2 separate regions of the Mus musculus genome follow, and region 1 is linked to region 2. The links are chromatin contacts, found by Hi-C or POLR2A ChIA-PET in ENCODE. All regions are on one chromosome and are shown on one strand. The core of a region is the stretch at or near the end of the contact, and the rest is flanking DNA. Distances in the headings are between cores, read along the strand shown.

Region 1 (6,432 bases), core at 756-3,255, 39 kb after region 2:
CAAAGAGATGTCACTATTCTAAACCCAGCTCTGCGGTGCCCAATTTCATTTTTAAAAGTCTACTACTGTATTTAAAGACAAATTATCTTCAATCCATTAATAGCTGATTTCAGTACCCTTCTTGTGTCATCTGGACAAAAAATAAACAGAAACACAATTCATTGACATCATACATCTAATGGACTTAACAGACATCTACAGAACATTCCACTCAGCCAGGCATGGAAACTTTTCTAAAGTAGACCATATCTGGGACACAAAACAGGTCTTTATATATTCAGGAAGATGGAAATAACTCCTTATATCCTATCAGAACACAATGCAATAAAACTTGAAATTGACACCAAAAATTTCTAGTCAATATGCAAACTCATGGAGATTTAACAACTCATCACTGGAGTTAATGAAGAAATCAATCAATCAATCAATCTCCCTGTAACTAAACCAAGGACACCTCTGGCACACATGGAAAGCAGCCCTACAGGGGGAATCTATAAGATGCCTGTATTAAAGGATCAGAAAGAATGGCTCCAGAAGTTAGAGAGACAAGAGGAGCTAAATAAAGAATCCAAGGCCAGATGGATTCACAGACGAATTCTACCAGACACTCAAAGAGGATCTATAGCCAGTCCTTCACTATTACAAAAAAGAAAAAAGAAAAAAAAAGAGCTTGCCTGTGAGAGATTATCTTGGCCATGTTAATTGATTAGGTAGACCCTTTTTAATTGTGGGTGGGGCCATTCCCTGGACAGGGGACCCTGGAGTATACAAAATGGAGAAAAGGAGCAATTTCATATATGTGTATAAAGTGTTGTCATATTTATTCCTCATATTGTGTCATTTGAAATATTTCTGTATAGAAGGAATATTATCTCTATAAATAATCTTCACATTGACTTTGTTAGTTGTGTAGGAAGTCTTTTGTTTGTTGTTTGTTTTTCAAGACCCTGTTTCTCTGTGTAGCCCTGACTGTCCTGAAACTTGCTCTGTGGACCAGAGTTGGCCTCAAACTCACAGAGATCTTCCTGCCTCTGCCTCCCCTAGTATTAAAAGAATGTGCCACTCCAGGAGAAGTTTTTTTTTTTTTTCTTTTAAAGATTTATTTATTTATTTATTTATTTATTATATGTAAGTACATTGTAGCTGCCTTCAGACACACCAGAAGAGGGCATCAGATCTCATTATGGATGGTTGTGAGCCACCATGTGGTTGGTGGCTCAGAAGAGCAGTCAGTGCTCTTAACTGCTGAGCCATCTCTCTTTTTTTTTAAAATGACTTATTTAGTTACTTTTATTTTATGTGCATTGGTGTTTTGCCTGCATGTATGTTTGTGTGAGGATGTCGGACCCCCTGAGGCTGTAGTTGGGACAGTTGTAAGCTATTATATGGATGCGGGGAATTGAACCCGAATTCTCTGGAAAAGCAGCCCGTGGTCTTAACCGCTGATCCATCTCTCCAGCCCCAACCCTTAGCTGGCGATTTCAACCAGACTCCATGGTGGCGGGACCTCCTTTCCCTTCCCACACCCTTTTAATTAATCTGTTTTTCTGTCCTGCTCAAGATCAGCTGAAGCCTTCACTAGGAAGGTCTCTGCCTCCACTGCAGTGGATCTTTCCCTCTGTGCGGCATAGACCTCCAAGCTTTTGACTGTGCTATCTGTTGTTGCTGTAACAGCACTAGTCTAGAACATGTATATCCCTGCATTTGTCATCTAGTTCAGAGTAAAACACCAAATAGCACACAGGGAGGCCCAGGAATTCTATAGGAAGTAGGACAGGTTAGTGAAAGGAAGGGCAGCTGCAAGGACTATTTGTTAAAAAGCCAGATGAGCAGCGGGGCCTTAGAGAAAGCAAATCAAGAAACTGACCTAAGCTAGCTCACGATCTCTAAGAGGAACTACAAAACCCAGGGTTCCCTGCGGCACGAACGGGAAGCGTCCCATCCCGGCGTGACCGCAGTGAGGGGTGGTGTCCCAGCGGCGGGAGATTCAAAACTGGCAGGAGAAGGAACATGGAGCCGTGCGCGGCAGGCCGAGCTCGGACAGCCTGTGAGTGCGGGAAGGATCTGAGGGTGGAGCGGGGTGCTGCTGGCGGGGCTTGGTTTTCGCGGGATTGGCTGCCCGGAGCACTGCTCCCCCGGGAATTCGCCGAAGTGTGCTCCAGGTAACTGAGCTGCAAACCCTTCAAAGGGCGCACTCCCTTTTTCCCAGTTTCTGGGGCTCCAGGGTGGAGGAGTCTAGATGATCTAAATGGCCCCTTAAAACTCAGCAGTTACTGTATTTGCCAAAAAGTGCCACGGGACGGGATTCCGCATTGAGACGCTGCCTCCCAAATGACTTGACGCCTGATCACCTGGACGCTTTTTTAAAATGCAGAACCCGGAGGGCCGGTTTGGCAGCGCACTCCAGTAATTCCAACAGTTGCAAAGTGGAGGCCGAAGGTCAAAAGTTCATGGTCATTGTTAGCTACATAGTATAGAGAGGACAGCCTGGGCTACCTGAAACATGGTAACTCGGGCTGAGAAAAACTCGGGTTGGTGGGGAGGGTGGAAAGGATTCCACCTGACCATCTGAATGAAAAACAATGTCCATCCACCTCATGAAGGAACGGAAGCTCCAGGAAACCTGTTTGTTTGTTTGTTTGTTTGTTTTTGAGACACTCTGGTATGTGGGCGTGTGTGCAGGCAGGAGGCTAGCGCCTCCCTTGCTCAAGGCCCCTCCCATTCCACCTCGCTGAGTTCCCAATTCATAACTCTGAGGTGATGTCACTCACTTACTGGTTTATTTTCCATGCTTCAACAACCAACTCTTGTTCCTTTGTAAACTCCCTCAGAGCAATCAGGGGATTTTTCTGCTGTTGGCCAGCACTTTCAAATCTGTATTTGGAAGCGTGTGTCTGTTGAACTGCCAATTCAAATAAGCCCAGCCCTTCCTGAAGTCATACTGCAGGATATCCAAGATGAGGAAATGGGATAAGGAATAAAAATGACTGGAGTGCCCAGTCAAAGACAGAGAGACCATGCTGTCTCTTGCGTATTCTCTGAGCTCGGTTGTTCGTTGCTCCTGTGCGCAGCTGTCCCGTGTTTATGTTTATAGTGTGTTCCCCATGAAAAACATAGAGAGGTAGTAAGACTGTGGCTAAGGCAAAATAGGAGTACTCCGTAGCCCAGAAAGGTCTGGCATGAATGAATGACTGCGCTAATGGTTGATGATGTCAGCCATGCTCCCAAGGATGACAGTGAAGGGGGTTCATGAGAAAGATGGGAAGATGACTGGCTGCATAGGAGACAAGGAAATGTCTCTGGTACAGAAGGCTGCAGGATGCTCCCTGATAATGGGTACACTGGGAAGAACTGGGGCACGGAGAGGGTTTCTGTGCTCTGAGGGGACTGCTGAGGGAATATGTTCAGAGCTGAGGTCCCTGTCTTGGTTTTTGGTTTTTTTATGATCCATTTTTATTTATTTTTTATTTTTTGGTTTTTCGAGACAGGGTTTCTCTGTGTAGTCCTGGAACTCACTCTGTAGACCAGGCTGGCCTCAAATTCTTGTCTCTGAAGATTTTTTTTTCTTTCTTTTTTTGTTGAGACAGGGTTTCACTGTATAGCCCTGGCTGTCCTGGAACTCACTCTGTAGACCAGGCTGGCCTTGAACTCAGAAATCCGCCTGCCTCTGCCTCCCGAGTGCTGGGATTATGGACATGCACCACCACTGCCCAAGATCCATTTTTATTTATGTGCACGTGTCTGTGTGAATATACACCTTGTGTGTATGGGTGCCCACAGAAGCCAGAAGTGGGCATTGGTAGTTGTGAGCTGCCCAGCCCAGCGTGGGTGCTGGGTTTCCTATCTAACGCTGCATTCCTTGCCTTGTCTCCCCTCACGATTTAGATGAGCGCCTCACAGCTGAGGAAATGGATGAGCAGAGGCGACAGAATGTCGCCTATCAGTACCTCTGCCGGCTGGAGGAAGCCAAGCGGTAAGCAGGGTCCACTTCTCCTACCTGATTCCAGTCACCTGTCCCCAGAGCAAATGCAAACAGACAAGGGGCTGTGCTGCTGGAAAGGGCAAGTTAAAATAGTTTTGTCTAGCCATGCATGAGACCACACCCCTGTAGTCTCAGTGCTTAGGAGGTAAGAGGATTAAAAAAAAAAAAAAATCAAGGTCAGCCCAAAGGAGGTGGCTCAGTAAAGTGCCACTACTGGGGAGGCAGAGGCAGGCAGATCTCTGAGTTCAAAGCCAGCCTGGTCTACAGAGGTCCCTGACAGCCAGGGCTACACAGAGAAACTCTGTCTCAGAAAGAAGAAAAAAAAAAAAAGCGAAAAAGAAAACAAAACAAAGTCTTGATTAGTTTCAGGCTCAATAGAAGACGCCATATTTTCCTTAGACAAGGTCTCTCACTGAACCTGGAGCTAGGCTGCTGGGGTCACCAGTACTTGTGGCTATGCCTGGGGTTTTATGTGGGTGCAGGGCTTTGAGCTCAGGCCCCCATGCCTGTGTGGCTAGCACTCTGACCTGTTGAGTCATTTTCCACTCCCTTTTTATTTCCTTAAAAAAATTTGTTTTTAAAATTTAACTTAATGTATATGATTGTTTTGCCTATATGTTTGTCTGTGTACCGTGTGCATGTCTGGTGCCCTTGGAGGCCAGAGGGGTTATCAGATCCACTGGAACTAGAGTTACAGATGCGTGAGCCGCCATTCAGATGCTGGAATCAGAATTGGAACCTTTTACCTCTGAGCCATCTCTCCAGCGCCACCCCCCCTTTTTTTTTCTTAGCCAATAGTCTCTGTTAATGTTTTCCAAAAAGAAGATAGGATGAAGCAGATAGGAAATCAGATGTCTAGCAAGGACAGCTCGAAATAAGATCTGCTTGGCTCCCTTTGGAAACATACTATCTGTAGACCTCAATATCTGGAGAGTCTGTTTAGGGAGTCACTGTGCCTGACTTGTATAACCTCCAGCAGTAAAATGCATTTATATTCAAAGTGTGCTCAGACTGATAGCTCCCTGATCCTGGCAGCTGCCCACTGAAGACCGGTGATGCTGGCCTCATTTCTACAGAATGCAGTGGAGTCTCAGAGGTGAACTGAGGAAATCATTTCATCAGACATGAGCTTTCTGTACCTAAGTTCTCAGAACCATAAACAATGAGAGAAATGGCAGAGCCCATTTGGTTTGAGTCAGGTGTGTAGCCAGACAAAGTGAGAGGTTACCTTACACATCAGGGTAAGAGTCTGGCTATACCTCCATGAAGTCAGGCTGTAGTGACAGTTTTAGAATTTTGGGTTTTTTGGTTTGGTCTTGTTTTTTTGAGACAGGATTTTTTTGGTGTAATCAACCCTGGCTGTCCTGGACTTGCTTTGTAGACCAGACTGGCCTGGAATTCATTGGGATCCCTCTGCCTCTGCCTCCTCTGCCTCTGCTGGGATTAAAGGCATGTCCCACCATGCTCAGCTGTTTTCTATAAAAATACAGACATATTGTAAGACTGTGCTTTCATTTTATCCCAGGTGGGGGGGGGGGTGTGTGTGTGTGTGTGTGCGTGCGTGCGTGCGCGCGCGGGGGGGGGGGGGGGGTGTGCTTTGACTGCCCACAACAGCTGACTATGATTTGCCTCCTGCTCTAGCAGAGGCGTGGTTTCAACAGCTGCATATAGTTTCTGCCATTGCGTGTTGTTTGGAATTCTGGGACCTTTTCAGAGAGTGAGGGCTTTAAGAGGCATTGGTGATGGTTGTTCATGGGGGTTGGTTGTAGTTTGTTAATAGCCATAGTTAAAAAGAAATTAGATTAAGAGATCTCTCTCCCCCACCCCCCCATCAAACTGGGAGGGGGAGGGGGAGAAAGGGTGAAAAAAAGAAGAACATGTAAAGTAGCAAAGACCAGCTACAGCAGGCAGGTATGGGAGCCACCCAGGGAGGCTTTCCAAGGTGAATGAGGGAAAGGGTTGGCCTATTCAGGCCTCTGTGGCAGCCTGGGGAAATTGGGGATCAGCAAGCCAATAGGGTAGGGAAGGGATGGAGTGTCAGGTCAAAAGGGATGGGCAGATCCTGCAGGCGCAAGGACCTGTGTGGCCTGCCAGTGGGTAAGACATGCTCTCCTGTTCATAGTTGGATGGAGGTGTGCTTGAAGGAGGAGCTTCCTTCCCCTGTGGAGCTGGAGGAGAGCCTCCGGAATGGAGTGCTACTGGCCAAGCTGGGCCACTGTTTTGCACCCTCTGTGGTCCCCCTGAAGAAGATCTACGACGTGGAGCAGCTACGCTACCAGGTGGACACAGTGTGATCTATCCCCTTACCATCTCTCCCCCACCAAGATGCCCCTTTTCACAGCTATAAGGGTATGGGACCACGTCATTTAAGGGTCCATATATGAGCTGGCCGTGACATGCATGCTTTCATCCCAGCACTTGGGAGGCTGAGACAGGCGGATCTCTGTAGT
Region 2 (5,883 bases), core at 395-2,894:
GATTTGAATTTGAATAGGTTTGGCCCCCATAGAATCATGTGTTTGAATGTTTGGCCCAAAATGAATGGCAATATTAGGAGGTGTGGCCTTGTTAGAATTGATGTGGCCTTGGCAGAGGATGTGTGTGTCTCCCATGATTAAGCTCTGCTCAATGTGGAATTCCAGTCTCCTCCTGGCTGCCTGCAGAAGGCAGTCCCTGTCTCCTGCCTTTGGATTAAGATGTAGAACTCTCAGCTCCTCCAGCACCATGTCTGCCTGCAGGCTGCCATGCCTCCCACCACGATGATAATGAACTGAACCTCTGAAATTGTAATCCAGCCCCAATTAAATTTTTTTTCCTTAGAAGAGTTGCCTTGGTCATGTTGTTCCTTCACAACAATTAAGACACTATCCTAATATGGGCCTCACACAAATGATACACAGATGTGACCAGATAACTCTTTTGTTACAAAAGACTCCCGTTCTCTTGACATGGTCAGGGTAGTAGGATGATTTTCAGAATTCACCCATTGCATCTCTGTTTCTGCTATCATGGGTTTTGTTTTGTTTTGTTCTGTTTTGCTTTTTTAAAGATTCATTTTTAATTATGTGTTTCTGTGAGTGGGCCTGTGTATATGTTTATAGATACCAGCAGAGGCCATGGGTCCCCAGGAGTTGGAGTTTACAGGTACCTGTGAATACCCAACATGGATACTGTGCATCTTTTTTTGTTGTTGTTTTTGTTTTGTTTTGTTTTTCGAGACAGGGTTTCTCTGTATAGCCGTGGCTGTCCTGGAACTCACTTTGTAGACCAGGCTGGCCTCGAACTCAGAAATCCGTCTGCCTCTGCCTCCCGAGTGCTGGGATTAAAGGCATGTGTCACCACCCAACATGGATACTGGTAACTAGACTTGGATGCTCTTGAAGATCCCCCACTGTAATTTCTTTTCTTTTTAATTAATTGTTAAGGATGTAATTTTATATGTGTGTGTGCGTTGCCTGCATGTATGCATCTGCAGTTCAGAAGTTAGAAGGTGTTGGATCCTCTGGAATCCATATGGGTGCTGGGAACTCAATCTGAAACACTCTTAATGGGTTAGCTATCTCTTCTGCCCTCAGTGTATTTTCTTTATTATATCCTTTGCCGTAATTGCGTTCTAGATAACAAGCAAATGGCTATTCCCATATGGGGAGGCAATATGAAACGCTCTTTTCCCTTGTTTTTGGGCGGCCGGCCGGCCGCAGAAGCCTACAACTGCTGGTGGGAATGGTGTACTTGCAGCTCCGGTGCCCTGGACCCCTTTTCGTCTCCTCTTCTTGGAGCAAGTCTACATGCTCCTCCAAGTTAAGGGTCGAGTCTTAAGTGTTCTTGTGTTCCCAGTACGAAAGGGACAAGGTAGTGTGCAACCAGTGCTGATCCCGCTACGCAGAGCCTGAGTGTCCTTGCCTCAAGGGAGGCACTAACTCCGGAAAGCTCAGGATAGGGTCGGGGGTGGGGGTGGGGGTGGGGGACCCGAAACAGAGGTTAGGGCGGCGCATTGGCTTCCAACAACTGCAGGAAGGAAACTAGCACCCAGCCTGGAACTCAGTTTCCGTGGCAAACATCCAGGGGAGTGGCTACTGTCAGGACGTCTCTATGGTTTCTGCATCCTAGAAGGGCCAAAGTTCACTTCCGGGAAGATGGCTGCACCCAAGTCGGGTGTCACACGTGCTTCCACGGAGAGGACTGTACACTGACGGTAAGGAGCTTGCTTTCCCCAGGGGCGGGAGCAAGGGCGAAGATCGGAGAGTAGTTCCACCCTGCTGACTCTGTGGCTGCGGGGCTTGGATTTATAACCGGAGGAAAAGGCGGCGGCTGGTCCTCTAGGCTGCTGCAAACGGGTGGCTCTGGACATCCCTGGAAACTGGCTGGAAAGGAGACCGCGTCTCAGTGTACTTGCAGCCTTCGCAGATCAGGCTGCGTCTGCCCACGCCGGCCCATTGCAAGTGCGTTAAAAAACGATTCCTACTGTGTCACTCATTTCAGTCCAGAAACGCTGAACGATTCTCAAGGGCTGGGAAATAAAGCTTGCCTCCGCCTTCCGGGAAGTGTGGTTTTGAATTACTGTGATGAGAAATAGAATGTGGGGAAGGCTTACAGCAGAAGAAAGAAGCTGTAAAGGTACAAAGCAGTGAGTTGCTCATGAAATGCTTCACTACCAATCCTGGATCCACTACTTGCCAGTTGTTTGGTGTTCGAATTAGCAGTGTTCGATTTCTTCTTTGTAAATTAAGGCTAAGTAATACCTTCTTATAAGATGTTGGCAGGCATCAATGAGACAATCCATGTGAAGCAGTTAATAGCAGGTTCGTGGTGAGTCAATGCACTACAAGTGTGGGGTATGATTATTCTTACTGTTAAAATAGTCAGAAATAATTTGGTATTTATAATAAGTGGTATTTGCATGGTGACCTCAGCATCTAAATTTTACTTCTGTTTCCATTTCAAGAAGCAAGGTAGCACCTGGGAGAGAGGCAGGCCAGTGTAACCCAGGCTAGCCAGGCTAATTAGTAAGCCCTCAAAAACAAAAAAAATCCAAGAAGACCACTTCTTTTTTTTTTTTAATTTTTTTTTAATTAGGTATTTTCCTCGTTTACATTTTCAATGCTATCCCAAAGGTCCCCCATATCCACCCCCCCCAATTCCCTACCCACCCACTCCCCCTTTTTGGCCCTGGCGTTCCCCTGTACTGGGACATCTAAAGTTGGCAAGTCCAATGGGCCTCTCTTTCCAGTGATGGCCGACTAGGCCATCTTTTGATGCATATGCAGCTAGAGACAAGAGCTCCGGAGTACTGCTTAGTTCATATTGTTGTTCCACCTATAGGGTTGCAGATCCCTTTAGCTCCTTGGGTAATATCTCTAGCTCCTGCATTGGGGGCCGTGTGATCCATCCAATAGCTGACTGTGAGCATCCACTTCTGTGTTTGCTAGGCCCCGGCATAGTCTCACAAGAGAGAGCTATATCTGGGTCCTTTCAGCAAAATTTTGCTAGTGTGTGCAATGGTGTCAGCGTTTGGAAGCTGATTATGGGATGGATCCCTGCATATGGCAATCACTAGATGGTTCATCTTTTTGTCACAGCTCCAAATTTTGTCTCTGTAGCTCCTTCCATGGGTGTTTTGTTCCCATTTCTAGGAAGGGGTTAAGTGTCCACACTTTGGTCAAGAAGACCACTTCTTTACCCCGTTTTTGTGTTGCTGTATTCACAGTTCCGTTTCATTTGGGCTTCATGCAATCATCCTTCCTAATGGAAAGGTGGATAGACATGTGATTCTTCCTAAACTCGACTGTCACGATTGCTAACACCCTGCCTCCATTTTATAAGGTTTTGTGAGCTTTGGGGCATTTAGCTATGCAGAATTGAAGAGTATTCCTAGACACCAGAGTACACAAGAGCATAGTCCCTTAACAAAGCATCGTTATCACTGGTGTGGTACCTGGGAAACTACACAGTCTATGCAGTCATGAGAAATAGAGGGAGCCAGGCATTTGTGGTGCATGCCTTTGAGGTCAGCCTTGTATACAGAGCTAGTTCCAGGACAGCCAAGGCTACACAAAGAAACCTGTCTCAAAAAATAAAAAAAGGGGGGGAGGAATAATGTGGGAGGATTTCTGAGAAAAGACGTTGACATCATAGGCCTCTGGAAAAGTCCCAGCCCAAAGGGGGCCCTGGATCACATTTTGAAACTGATAGAACTGATTATCTATCTATCTATCTATCTATCTATCTATCTATCTATCTATCTATCTATCTATATTTGAGACAGGCTTTTACAAAGCCCCCTTTACTGACCTGGGACATATGTAAAAGTGGCTGGCCTCCAGCTCACTGAGATCTTAGTCTGTTTCCTAAGTATTGAGATTAAAGATGTGCACTACTATACAGGGCTGGCAGAACTGTTTTATTATTTTATTTTGATTATTTTTTTTTTTTTGAGTCAGGGTTTCTCTGTTTAACAGCTCTGGCTGTCTTGGAACTCACTTTGTAGACCAGGTTGGTCTTAAACTCACCGAAATTCACCTGCCTTTGCCTCCCTGGTGCTGGGATTAAAGGTGTGCTATAACTGGCTATTTAATTTTTTAAAATTCATTTATTATTTAATGTATACAAGTGTTTTTGTCTACTTGTATTATGTACATCCAATGCATGCTGGATGCTAAGAGGTGTGGGGAGATGTAAACTGCCTTGTTCTTGCTGAAAACCAAACCCGTGTTCTCTGCAAGAGCAGTAAGTGCTCTTAACCATTGAGTGATCTCTCCAGGCCCCAAAACTTGTTTTATACATCATATCAATAACTTCCTCTCTTCTAATAGCCTATTATCAGCCACTCTCTTGTGCATTAGCTTCATTGCTACAAAACAAATTACTACAGATTTAGTGGCTTAATTCAATAAATAAACAAACCAAAAAAGAGTTCTTGTATACAGGTGTTTTGCCTGCTTGTATGTCTGTGTGCCACATGTATGACTGGTTCCCTGAGGAGACCAGAAGGGGGTACCTAATCCCCTGGAACTGAAGGTTCTGAGTTGTGCTATGGGTGCTGGGAATCAAACCCAGGTCCTCTGGAAGAGCAGCCAGTGCTCTTAACCACTAAGCCATCTCTCCAGCCCCTGGGGTGTTTGTTTGCTTGCTTGAAATGTCAATGTGAACAAATGTGTGTGGTGGGTGCGTGCATATCGAGGCCAGAGGTCAAGCTCAGGAGTTAACCGCCTGATTTTTGGGACGGAGTTACATGTGCACACCACCTTGCCTGGTTTTTTTTTTTTTTTTTTTTGGAAAGGAGATTTTTATTTTCTTCTTCCCATGCTGCAGAGGATGCTGTTTTTACCAGTTCAATTTCTCTCCTTCAAGGAGAAAGAGGATAAAGGTTCTCTGGGCCTTAGAGCTAAGCTGCTCCTATATGGCCCCAGCCAAGGCAGGACACAAAGATTAATGACTGATTCCATTCTACCAGCTTAACACAAGGACTACCACAGAAGGGCAGGCAAATGACTGGAAGGCAAGATGTGGACCTGGCCTCAGAGACCAAGGGTTTAAAAGACTACAAGGTGATCAAAATAAAAGTTAACCCCCACCTCAACATAGAACCTGCATGCTGGTATTCTGGACACTCAGTCTCAGGGGCTTGTAACCTCCTAGCCTGGTACAAGGGTCACTATGTTCCCAAGGGCCTCCTCATTTACCTTGGCTTGAGCTTTTATACTAAAAAAGCTAGAGTTGTAGCAGATACTCTCGGTTTTATCAAGTCATAATCCCAAGGAAATGTACCTTGGTAGAAGGCTCTGATCACACGGTGCATCCTGCTCTCAGATCTCCCAGACTGAAGCGGATTCATCTTAACCATCAGAGCCAGCCCTGCAGTGGATTACAGTGGAGTAAAGTCAGCAGGGCCAACTCCAGGAGATGATGGGCCACTCCAACAGTTTTTCTCTTTATTTTTTAAAATTTCAACTGTTAATACGTAGAAGAATACTGCTATCCTGAATTCTATTTTCGGGAAAGGGCAACAAAGAACCAAAATAAATAAATTTGGATTTACTTGGTTACCAGGGTAATGAGTACAGTTTTAGGCATCAAGTATATAGTCTGCTAATCCTGACACTCTCAAAATATATCCCAAACAGAAGTAGGGGCCTAACAGTGGCATTTCCTGCAGGCAAAAGTGGGAGTAACTGAAGAGAAAGGCAGAGTAGTGGCACAGCCAACTGGGTCTTTCAACAAAGAGGGAAGCAGGGCAGAGGATCTTTTCTTCCATCCAAGCATCCCAGAGTATGTGGCCACCTCCCATACTTTATGACAAAGAATGACAGCAAAGAAGGCGTGCCCAGCTAATCCACAAACCCACCAGGATAGAGCTGGTC

What was found. A loop is a pair of places that touch in the nucleus more often than their neighbours do. ChIA-PET counts read pairs that join two places held with the same protein, here RNA polymerase II (POLR2A).
Region 1: a loop to region 2 is called in a map of heart, with 2.3 times the contacts of the local background. The contact joins the promoter of Iqgap3 here to the promoter of Gpatch4 in region 2. A Hi-C loop is called at or near these places in 3 of 37 maps with a recorded cell type or tissue (heart, mouse embryonic stem cell and mouse trophoblast stem cell). POLR2A ChIA-PET finds 5 or more read pairs at or near these places in 4 of 5 experiments (Patski and embryonic stem cell).

What each region holds. Positions count from the first base shown.
Region 1 is chr3:88,080,046-88,086,477 of GRCm38, forward strand. It overlaps Iqgap3 (IQ motif containing GTPase activating protein 3), which reads left to right and starts at 2,006. Exons shown (of 38, transcript NM_001033484.1): 1 at 2,006-2,047; 2 at 3,886-3,973; 3 at 6,105-6,261. The coding sequence starts at 2,011.
Region 2 is chr3:88,041,462-88,047,344 of GRCm38, forward strand. Gpatch4 (G patch domain containing 4) reads left to right here and starts at 1,645. Exons shown (of 8, transcript NM_001110809.2): 1 at 1,645-1,718.